Regions from separate parts of the Homo sapiens genome. Here region 1 is linked to region 2. Evidence: read pairs that join two places in POLR2A ChIA-PET (ENCODE). Cell type or tissue: IMR-90. All regions are shown on one strand. Each heading gives the region's core, and the rest is flanking DNA. Links, peaks and the distances in the headings are about the cores only.

Evidence for each region. ChIA-PET counts read pairs that join two places held together with the same protein. Peaks named below come from ENCODE experiments on the same cell type or tissue, not always from the same donor. Only the 100,000 strongest peaks of a DNase experiment are listed, where the experiment ranks them.
Region 1: POLR2A ChIA-PET joins it to region 2 with 15 read pairs; 4 of 35 experiments call an interaction of 5 or more read pairs at or near these places.

Annotation. Positions count from the first base shown.
Region 1 is chr5:150,747,808-150,753,276 of GRCh38, forward strand. The region is part of intron 3 of DCTN4 (dynactin subunit 4); the gene reads right to left. Among named protein-coding and RNA genes, the nearest start is that of DCTN4, 8.5 kb to the right of the region's middle. In IMR-90, for the core only: no CTCF peak of the experiment used is centred there; no DNase peak of the experiment used is centred there; H3K27ac peaks cover 202 bases.
Region 2 is chr5:150,569,420-150,575,369 of GRCh38, forward strand. No RefSeq gene overlaps it. Among named protein-coding and RNA genes, the nearest start is that of NDST1, 64 kb to the left of the region's middle. RefSeq lists an enhancer at 4,475-5,461. In IMR-90, for the core only: a CTCF peak has its summit at 5,057 (motif pointing left); no DNase peak of the experiment used is centred there; H3K27ac peaks cover 242 bases.

The DNA of each region.
Region 1 (5,469 bases), core at 470-5,469, 180 kb after region 2:
TAAATGTTAGACCTAAAACCATAAAAACCCTAGAAGAAAACCTAGGCATTACCATTCAGGACATAGGCATGGGCAAGGACTTCATGTCTAAAACACCAAAAGCAATGGCAACAAAAGCCAAAATTGACAAATGGGATCTAATTAAACTAAAGAGCTTCTGCACAGCAAAAGAAACTACCATCAGAGTGAACAGGCAACCTACAAAATGGGAGAAAATTTTCGCAACCTACTCATCTGACAAAGGGCTAAGATCCAGAATCTACAATGAACTCAAACAAATTTACAAGAAAAAAACAACCTCATCAAAAAGTGGGCAAAGGATATCAACAGACACTTCTCAAAAGAAGACATTTATGCAGCCAAAAGACACATGAAAAAATGCTCATCATCACTGGCCATCAGAGAAATGCAAATCAAAACCACAATGAGATACCATCTCACACCAGTTAGAATGGCAATCATTAAAAAGTCAGGAAACAACAGGTGCTGGAGAGGATGTGGAGAAATAGGAACACTTTTACACTGTTGGTGGGACTGTAAACTAGTTCAACCGTTGTGGAAGTCAGTGTGGCGATTCCTCAGGGATCTAGAACTAGAAATACTATTTGACCCAGCCATCCCATTACTGGGTATATACCCAAAGAACTATAAATCATGCTGCTATAAAGACACATGCACACATATGTTTATTGCGGCACTATTCACAATAGCAAAGACTTGGAACCAACCCAAATGTCCAACAATGATAGACTGGATTAAGAAAATGTGGCACATATACACCATGGAATACTATGCAGCCACAAAAAATGATGAGTTCATGTCCTTTGTAGGGACATGGATGATATTGGAAATCATCATTCTCAGTAAACTATCACAAGGACAAAAAACCAAACACCGCATGTTCTCACTCATAGATGGGAATTGAACAATGAGAACACATGGACACAGGAAGGGGAACATCACACTCTGGGGACTGTTGTGGGGTGGGGGGAGGGGGGAGGGATAGCATTAGGAGATATACCTAATGCTAAATGACGAGTTAATGGGTGCAGCACACCAGCATGGCACATGTATACATATGTAACTAACCTGCACATTGTGCACATGTACCCTAAAACTTAAAGTATAATAATAAGAAAAAAAAAGAAAAAAAGAAAAGAGCAAGACTTAAATGTAAGTGTTAAAACTACAGCACTTCTAGAAGAAAACATGGGTAGATCTTAGTGACACTGGGTTAGGCTAAAGTTTTTTTAATAGGACACAAAAAACACAAACTATAAAATAAAAAAATTGGTAAATTAGACTTCACTGAAATTAGAAACTTGAGTTCTTCAACACACACTGCTGAGAAAAGGAAAAGGCAAGGCACAGACTGGGAGTAAATATTTGCAAAACATATATTCAACAATGGACTTGTATCCAGAATATAGAACTCTTATAACTCAGTTTAAAAAACCAAATCAAAACAAACCAACAACAACAAAACCCAGTTAAAAAGTAGGGAAAAGATTTGTACAGACAGTTCACCAAAGATATATGGCTGGTAAACAAACACAATGAGAAAATGCAAATTAAAACCACAGTGAAGTACTGCTGTACATGTGCTAGAATGGCTAAAATGGGTAAGACTGACAATATGGCAAGGGTTGTCAAGGGATTGGAACTCTCCTAATTTGCTGGGGAGGATCCAAAATTGTTCAGTCACTTTGGAAAACAGTTGGGCATTGGCCAGGTGCAGTGGTTCATGCTTTTAATCCCAGCACTTTGGGAGGCTGAGGCAGGAGAACTGCTAGAGTCCAGGAGTTGGAGACCAGCCTGGGTAACATGGAGAAACCCCATCTCTACTTTAAAAAATAAAAAAAAATAAAAATAGTTTGGCAGCTTCTAGACAAATTAAACATACACTTATCCTATGACCTAATAATTTCACTCTTTGGCACTTAAGAAAAATGAAAACATATATTCACACAAAGAGTTATAGGCAAATGTTCATAGCACCTTTATTCACATAAGCCAAAACCCAAAAACAATCCAAATGTTCAAGTGGAGAATGAATAAACAAACATGTTCATACAACAGAATACTACTCAACAATAAGAAGAAATAATATAAAGAAGAAACACAGATGAACCTCAATAGCATTATGCTAAATAAAAGAAGACAGACAGGAAAGACTGTAATGTAAGACTCCAATTACATACACTTCTAGAAAAGGCAAAATTCTAGTGATAGAAAGCATATCAGTCTAGTCAGGGGCCGGGAGGTTGGGGGAAGAAACTGACTGCAATGGGGCATGAGGATTCTCTAGGGGGACAGAAATGTTGTGTATCATGATTATGGTGGTGGCTATGTGATTACACACTTGTCAAACATCACAGAATTCTACACTTAAAATTGGTAAGCTTTATTATATATAAATTATATATTGGTAAAGCTAGCCAAATAAAGGGAAAAATAAAAGTATAATGAGATACCATTTCACAACCATCAGTCTGGAAAAATTTTAGAGTCCAAAAGTACTAAGAGCTGACAAGGAACTGGAGCTACAGGTAGTTTACTCTTACATATTACTACTAGGAGCAAAGACTGCTAAATCATTTTGGAGTGCTAAGGATGTACACAACTTATGACTGGCAATTTTACTTCTAGTTATATAGAAAAGTCCTTACACTTGTGCCTTAGGAAACACATACAAGATTGCTTCCAGCAGCTATATTTTTTCAAAAGCAAAGAAAATGAAAACAACCTAAATGTTCATTAAGAGAAGACGGAATAAGTAAACTGTGGTGAGTCATACAGGAATCAACTGTGTATCAGAAACATAATGCTGATAGAGTAAAGTTGTAGCAGGATATATACAGTATGTTTTCATTTGCTTAAAAGTGAAAAATGTTATTTGTTTGTGGCTGCATACATATGTGGAGAAGTATAAAGACATGTATGGATGCTAATAAACACTGAATTCAGGATTGTGATTATTATCTCTAGCGGGCAGAGAGGAAGATAAAGTAGGGGGAGGGCTTAAACTGTTTTGGCTGTTTCATTTCTTAAACTGGGTGATAAGTACATGAATATACATATTTCATATAAAATCACTTTTTTCAAAACAAAAAGGACGCAATTACCTTGCTGAAGGTGACATTGTATCCTCTTGCAAGAAATGGCAGAAATAACACTTTAGTATAATATTATTTTAGAAGTTGCCTCACTTAAGGCAATCATGAAAAATAATTATGTGAAAGAAATGTTTCAGCTGTAATATTTTTAAACGTCTGAATATTTTATCTAATTGCTTCTTTTGAACTGGTAATTTATTCTAAGTAGCAATTTGGGAGACATAATAATCTCATTGTAAGTTTTTCTCCGTACATTACAGACAAGTACTTATAAATAAACAAATAGTTCTAACTTAAGTGGTTTCAGGGCTTCTGAGATACCAATGACATCAAGGAGGAAATGAAATTATCTGTACGCTTTAAGAGCTCCTGGTATTCAATTATCCCTGTTGAGATACCCTAGAGGAGATACAGTTCTAGAAGCCAGCATAAGTTTATAGTTCTGAAATATAAATTCTCCAATCTTCATGACTCATAAACCAAAAAGCATAAAACACTCACTAACAGAGTAACAAACTGAGAAATCTACTTGGATTTCCGGGCTGTTTCTTTTACTTGATAAAAAGACACAAAATACAAACATGAAAAAACAATACTTTAGTTCACTGAGGCCTACATTATGCCACTTTGAGGTTGCTTTTTAACATTTAACTTACTTTCTTTAACTTATCTCCTATACTGACACTAAAACATATACACATAAATACTTACTGGCAATTTTCAAAGATGTTACAGAATCTTTCTATTTTCAGTCACACTTCAGGTAAATAGCTACCCACCAATGAGCATTTTTAAGGAACTAAGATATACTTATTTAACTTTCTGTTTTTGAAAAGAGTATGTATTTTATCAACTCAATGTACAAAGTCAGAAAAACCATCAACAGCTCAAAGCATTCTAAACCAAAGAGCAAATTCAATAGAATCAAGGATTAAATTTTTAAGAACATAGTTGAATCTAAAGAACTTCACCCATATTTACTTCCAAATTGTGTAAGAATCTATAGAAAGGTTTTAGCCAGTCTGCTTCATTTTAGTTATGTCAAATGACATATAATGAATTTGTTATGAGCTTCCTCATTTATTAGTCAATAAGCTGTACTTTTTATGAAAATCCCAAAATGAGAATTTTTACAAGTTTAAAATGTTTTTAGAAAATTAAACAATGAAACCTCAGAAAAAAAAATACGGAGTTAGTGATGCTACTACTTATATAAAGCATAAATAGCAACTCAAGATTTTATTAATTTTTTTTAAACTTTGGATCACTTAAATCAAAAGCAACTCAAGATTTTGAACTGACTGTACAGAGAATGTTTCCACTCTATGATGTTAACCATGAAATACAGAATTTGCAAAAATAAAGTTTCGTGATAAAATTAAGTGTAATCTGTTCTAAAACACTCAAACACTCAAATGATGGAGGTATATAATGCCTTAGGTGGTCTTAAATCCAAACATACCAATTTTTCTCTTTCACTGATAAACATTTTATATATATACGTAAAAGTTTTTGAGCACATGTTTGAATGCTCCAGGACAGACATTTGGACATTGAATTACTGGGCAGAAGGATATAAGCAATTTAAAATTTTAATAAATGTTTTAAAATTGGTCTCCAAGATAGACTACCATAGTGTATGAGAGAACTATTCTCCTATGTTCTAGCCAACACTTGATACAACCAGATTAAACATGTTGTACCAAATAGAAGGAAGCTTTAATTTGCATTTACATGACTACTAGGGAAGTCGAATACATCTTTTTGCATATTCATTGACCATTTTTATTTCTACTATGAGAATTGCTGCTCATATCCTTTGCCTGTTTTTCTACTAAGTCTTTTTCTTATTGACTTATAAGCGTTCCTCATTTCTGAGTATTCATCTTTAGCCTGTTATATAAGACCCAACTATTTTTCTTAGTTTGTCATTTTTATCTTTAAAGATTTTTTTTTTTTTTGAGACAGAGTCTTGCTCTGTCACCCAGGCTGGAGTGCAGAGGCCCGATCTCGGCTCACCGCAAGCTCTGCCTCCCAGGTTCACGCCATTCTCCTGCCTCAGCCTCCCGAGTAGCTGGGACTACAGGTGCCCCCACCACGCCCAGCTAATTTTTGTATTTTTTAGTAGAGACGGGGTTTCACTGTGTTAGCCAGGATGGTCTCGATCTCCTGACCTTGTGATCTGCCCGCCTCAACCTCCCAAAGTGCTGGGATTACAGGCGTGAGCCACCGTGCCCGGCCTTATCTTTTAGTTTTATCCATGATGTCTTAACATGAATGTTTATTTTTCATGAAGAGCATTAATATTTTGATTCCAAGAAAGTACCAGATTTATAAAAGCTATTTTATCAAG
Region 2 (5,950 bases), core at 593-5,592:
GCAATGACTATACCCTGTGTTGGTTGATCAGACACAGGACAGGATGTGAAAATCATGGGTGTTCCTTCTGCCCTACATCCAATCCACAGACACTGGGAGCTCTGGGCCAGAGGTTCCCAAACACCCACCTGTAACAGACTTCTAGCCTCAGACTCCACCAGGCAATTAGTAAAAATTGAAATATTCAGACACTACTGTCCTAGATTCTGATTCAGGAGCCCTGGGAAGGGCCCAAGAGTCTGTATTTTACCAAGTTCCCCAGTAGTCCTGTTATGTAACCAGGTTTGGGAGCTTCTGGGGCTGGCAAATCTTAGTCACTTCAGTCCAGTGTGCTTTCTCCCTGCCCTCTCCTGTGCCAGAATATTTGTTTCTAGGGTGGAAGATGGACATGGATCCCTTCCCTGGATGACCCTCAACAGCCCTATAAATCCCCTCACACTCATTTCCCTCCCTTCTCCTCCATTAGAACCTTTTTGGAGGCTCATTCCTTTTGCCTGTCGAATTCATAGGCTTTAAGTCTCCCTTCTCCCAGGAGGTCTTCCTGGCTTGCCTCCACATACTCTCTGATCACAGATATCCAGAGATGGTCATTAAACATTTAGAAACATAACATTAAAGAGGCTGATATAAAACATATAATATGTATGGGTTATGGTACAGATAATTTAGTTACAACATTTGTTTATGTTATCGCATAGTATATATTTTTATTATATTACAGACAGATACATTATAGGCATTTAGGCCTAGTGCATAGATTTATGGGTGGGTCATGATGTAGTAGAGCTGAGAAAGCCCATCTAGTCTGTTACTTCTTTTCTTCCCCATTTTCAGATAGGTAAATTGAGGCCCAGGTGCATAGGTAATGGGGCTCAGGTGCCTGAGAATCCTTGGCCCCCAGACTCCTGCTCACTTGCATGTAATCTCACTTAGGTTTGTGCAGACCCTCCACCCTCCAGTTCTCTAACTAGTGGTGCCCACCCGGCTCCTGGCAGCTCATGGCCTAAGGAGGACAGGCAAAGGGCAATTCCCAGCCCCCATCTGCCCCCCAGTGTGGCCAGGGCCCATCTGCACAGCTGGAGTTGGTTACCCAGCTGTTTATGGGTCTCTGCCTCTGGTGTTTATAGTTCCGCCTTTGGGTCTGCTTTGCATCCCCACTAATGAGAACAATGCCCCAGGAGGCGGCGGCGGGTGGTTGGGGGACCACTGGACGCTGAGCAGTGGGCTGGGCCTGTGTCCTGGCTTCTGCCTTGCCTGGTTCTAACGAGGATTTCAGGCCCTTTACAAGGACACAGGAAGGACAGCAAGGTGGCCCATACGGAAACAGACACGCCTAGGTGAGGAGCGAGGAGGCGAGAAGGCTAAGAATGAGTTTGCCGTGACTTAGGCACTCAAGGCAGGGGAGAGTTGGGGCCAAATCTTTCCTTTTAAGAAAATGCATTTTTTTCTTTCATCACAAGAGTTATAAATCTCTATTGTGGAAACTTTAGAACATACAGACACATAAGAAGAAAATCTAAATGTCTGTATCCCACCACCCTGGATAATCATGTTTCACATTTTAGGACATTTCCTTTCTGTCTGATATATAAAGTTGTTTTTGCAGAAAGGAGAATATGCATACACTGTATTTTACAAACCTCCTTTATTTTTATTTTTATTTTTTGAGACAGAGTCTTGCTCTGTCACCCAGGCTGGAGTGTAGCGTTGCAATCTTGGCTTACTGCAACCTCCACCTCCTGAGTTCAAGTGGTTAGATTCTCATGCCTCAGCCTCCCACGTAGTTGGGACTACAGGTGTGTGGCACCATGCCTGGCTAATTTTTCTATTTTTAGTAAAGAGGGGGCTTCACAGCCGGGCACAATGGCTCCTGCCTGTAATCCCAGCACTTTGGGAGGCTGAGGTGGGCGGATCACAAGGTCAGGAGTTTGAGACCAGCCTGGCCAACATAGTGAAACCCCTTCTCTACTAAAAATATAAAAAATTAGCCGAGCATGGTGGCGGGCACCTGTAATCCCAGCTACTCAGGAGGCTGAGGCAGGAGAATCACTCAAACCTGAAAGGTGGAGGTTGCAGTGAGCCAGGATTGCGCCATTACACTCCAACCCGGGCAACAGTGCAAGACTCCATCTCGAAAAAAAAAAAAAGAAAAGAAAAAGAAAAAGAGGGGTTTCACCATGTTGACCAGGCTCATCTTGAACTCCTGGCCTCAAGTGATCCACCCGCCTTGGCCTTCCAAAATGCAGGGATTATAGGCATAAGCCACCACGCCCAGCCTACAAACTCTTTTAAATCATAATAAATTGTCAACATATTTATATGTTATTAAATATTTCTCTACTACATCAAATTATGTTATTTCTATTTTGATTATAATACAAGATTATTGTGAAAGAATTGCAATCATTAGTGAAGTGCACAAAATTTAAGGCTCAAATGTCCCCCTCTTTCCTGTCCCCCAGTAATACTTCTAACCCTTTGGTGGAAATCTCTCAGATATTCTCCTATGTACATGACAAACTGGTGTACATGGTAGAGCTGTGTCATAGTTTATTTAAATAATTCTGTCACAGTGGGCATTGAGGTTAGGTACACAGCTGTTTGAAGCCCACAGGCAGCCAGTGTGACCAGCAAAGCCTCCTGGTTCCAAGAGCAGATCATAGTTTCTCCCAGGAAATCTCACTAGGGCAGCATAATAAGCAATGTCCTTAACAACATGCTGGCTATTAACACAGGAATGAGTTCCATTGGGCTGTTTCCTTGTAAGGTCATGTTTGCTTTTACTTTTTAAGTTAATACAATTAATAACATTCATCGCAGAAAAATTTAAAAATACAAATAGGCGCTGGGCGCGGTGGCTCACACCTGTAATCCCAGCACTTTGGGAGGCCGAGGCGGGTGGATCACGAGGTCAGGAGATGAGAACATCCTGGCTAACATGGTGAAACACTGTCTCTACTAAAAATACAAAAAATTAGCCGGGCATGGTGGCGGGCGCCTGTAGTCCCAGCTACTCAGGAGGCTGAGGCAGGAGAATGGCGTGAACCCAAGAGGCGGAGCTTGCAGTGAGCCGAGATTGCGCCACTGCACTCCAGCCTGGGTGACAGAGCGAGACTCCGTCTCAAAAAAAAAAAAAAAAAAATACAAATAGGCAAATGTAAGAAAATGAAAATCACCCATAATATGGAATTAAGCCCATACGTGATGTTTATAATGTCTGTTGCATGCTTAGTCTGTATGTCTGTCGCAGGCCACACACAGTGTGCTAAGTGGCTAGTATGTCTGTATGTACAATATTTTTTTTTTTTTTTTTTTGAGACGGAGTCTCGCTCTGTCGCCCAGGCTGGAGTGCAGTGGCGCAATCTCGGCTCACTGCAAGCTCCGCTTCCCGGGTTCACGCCATTCTCCTGCCTCAGCCTCCCGAGTAGCTGGGACTACAGGCGCCCGCCACCGCGCCCGGCTAATTTTTTGTATTTTTAGTAGAGACGGGGTTTCACCTTGTTAGCCAGGATGGTCTCGATCTCCTGACCTCATGATCCACCCGCCTCGGCCTCCCAAAGTGCTAGGATTACAGGCGTGAGCCACCGCGCCCGGCCTGTATGTACAATATTATCCCAATTGTACAGATGGCCACCTCTAGCTTTTTAGGTTTGGTGAATGGCCCAAAGTCTTTTGGCTGCAAGGGGGCAGAGGCTGCCGGAGGACCCGGGCCTCCAGCTTCCAAGTCTGCACCCTGAAGCACCCCTCATTCTACACCCCTCAGTTTCGTTCACTGAACTGCCTGGAGGTTTTCCTCTTCCAACATAAGATGTTATAATCTGCTTTTTTCACTTACAGATAAATTGTGACCATCTCTCGGTGTTGTTAAATAACCCTCTTTATGGAATTCCATTTTATGGATGTATCGCACTTTATTTAATTGTTGAATATGTGGGTTATTCTAGATATTTTTTAGTATCATAAACAAAGCTATGCGGAACATTTTTGTGGCTTAACCTTTGAGCGTGTTTATAGTTATTTCCACAGGGCTGTTTCCCTAATGGCCCTCGCTGACCCATCATACCAAAGGACAGGGGGGTCAGGGAGACCCTGGGTGGGGGGAGCACCCAATAAGCTGTGCTCACCTGGTTCTTAGCTGGGCCAAGTCAGCTTGAGGGGGACATCCTAATCTATGTAGAAGACAGCAGGATGCCTTATTCTTTAAACAGTCCTCTAGAAATGGTCTCAGCTGAGTTCAGAGAACCACTGAAAGGCTGGGAGCATAGCTTGATAAGTGACACCCATGTGGGCATGTGAGTGCAGCCCCCGCGGCTCTGCAGATAGTTGAATTTGAAGAGGAACGAGAGAAAACCAGTCTGCAAAGGTGATGTCCCCATCTCCAACAGAGGAAAGAGGATGCAGTCCTTCCTCTGCAGAAATGGATTCTGAAATTGGAGCAACTCCCAGAGGTCCCAGAGCTCTGCTCCCAGAAGTGCTCCAGGGGCTGTTCTAGGGGGTGGGTGGGGAACGGAGGGGCTTCACACAGTCATCCTAGTGCATGGGGCTCGGACCACAAGTTAGCCAGGGTGGAAAAGGAGAGGGTCCCAGGCAGGGGGAAAGATGAGCACGGCCTGGAGATGAGAGACAGAGCCAGCGCCGCGGAGGAGCTGAAAGCCTTAGTCTGCAGGGTGGAGGTTAGGGGCAGGGGTGCAGCAGGGGTTACAGGAGTCTGTACTTTACCCCACATGACAGGACCGCCATGATGGCTCAGTGAGGAGAGGCGTGACAAGGTTAGGGCCCTCCCTTGATGTTTTCTCACTCCCTCCCATAATTTCTCAGACACCCAGGAGCCAGGCTTGGTGGGTGCTGGGAGAGTGGCAGGGAGGAGGACACGGGTCCTGGGCCCTTGGGATGGGGCCTTCGGAGGCTCTGTGGGAGGGAAGGGAGGCTGAGCAGGGTTGCCAGTGAGGGAGACAGCTCCGTCCACTGAAGGCCCGAGGAGAAGGCACTCTCTGCTCCCCCAGGCAGGCTGCCCAGTGCCACCCACCCCTGTGGGAAATGGTGCTCCCTCTACAGGACACAGGGTGGGTGGAGTTGAGGCAACAGCAGGAGCTGTTCCATCTGCAGCGTCGCATCCCAGTTCTGCCTCTCCCTGGCTGTGTGGCCGTGGCCTGGTTGCCTACCCTTTCTGAGTCATAGTTTTGTTCTACATAAATGAAAACAATCATAAAAGGAGGATTAGATGAGATTATGCATGAAACACCCAGGTGCAGCACCTAGTAACTGCTCAATAAACATTAATTAGTACTGTCTGAAGCTTTGCCTGCCACAGAAGGAGGCGAGGTGGGCCCTTCGAGGAGCTGAGGTCTGCCCCTCCAGCTCTCTTTGTGAGGCCCTTTGAAAGGTAGAGGGAGCAGCGGAGGCCCAGGCCCTGAAACTGCGGAAACCAGAGTCAGCTGTAGATGCCACCTCTAGCCTCTTTGGAGGTCAGCCACCTTGCTCCAAGGTGAGTTCTCTCCACTCTTCTATTAAATCAAATTGTGAGTCCCCTGCCCCTGGCCCTGGGCTGGCCTCTAGGTACAGAGTGCATACTATGTGTCAGGCCCACACTATGCACCAAGCACCCTCAGATGAAATCCTCCCAGCCCCCCGTAAGGGGCTCCGGTTATACGCAGAGTTGGGCCCAGGCTTAGAGAGGTTCCGTGAGTTGCCCGGACGCAGACTGTGGGTGGCAGAGCCAGACCCCCTGCTCTCTGTCTGGCCACAGACCCTGGCTCATGACTGCTGTGCTGGGCCGTCCCTGCCTGTCCCCCTGACCCCCACATGGGGTCCCCTCACACTCCTCCCTCCCTGAGGCTGCCCCACCTGGCCCATCCTGGCCCTGCCATGGAGGTGAGCCCTGCGGCGCTCTCACAAGGCGCCATTCATCCAGGCAGGCTGCTGATTAAAACCATGTGTGGTGTGGCCAGCC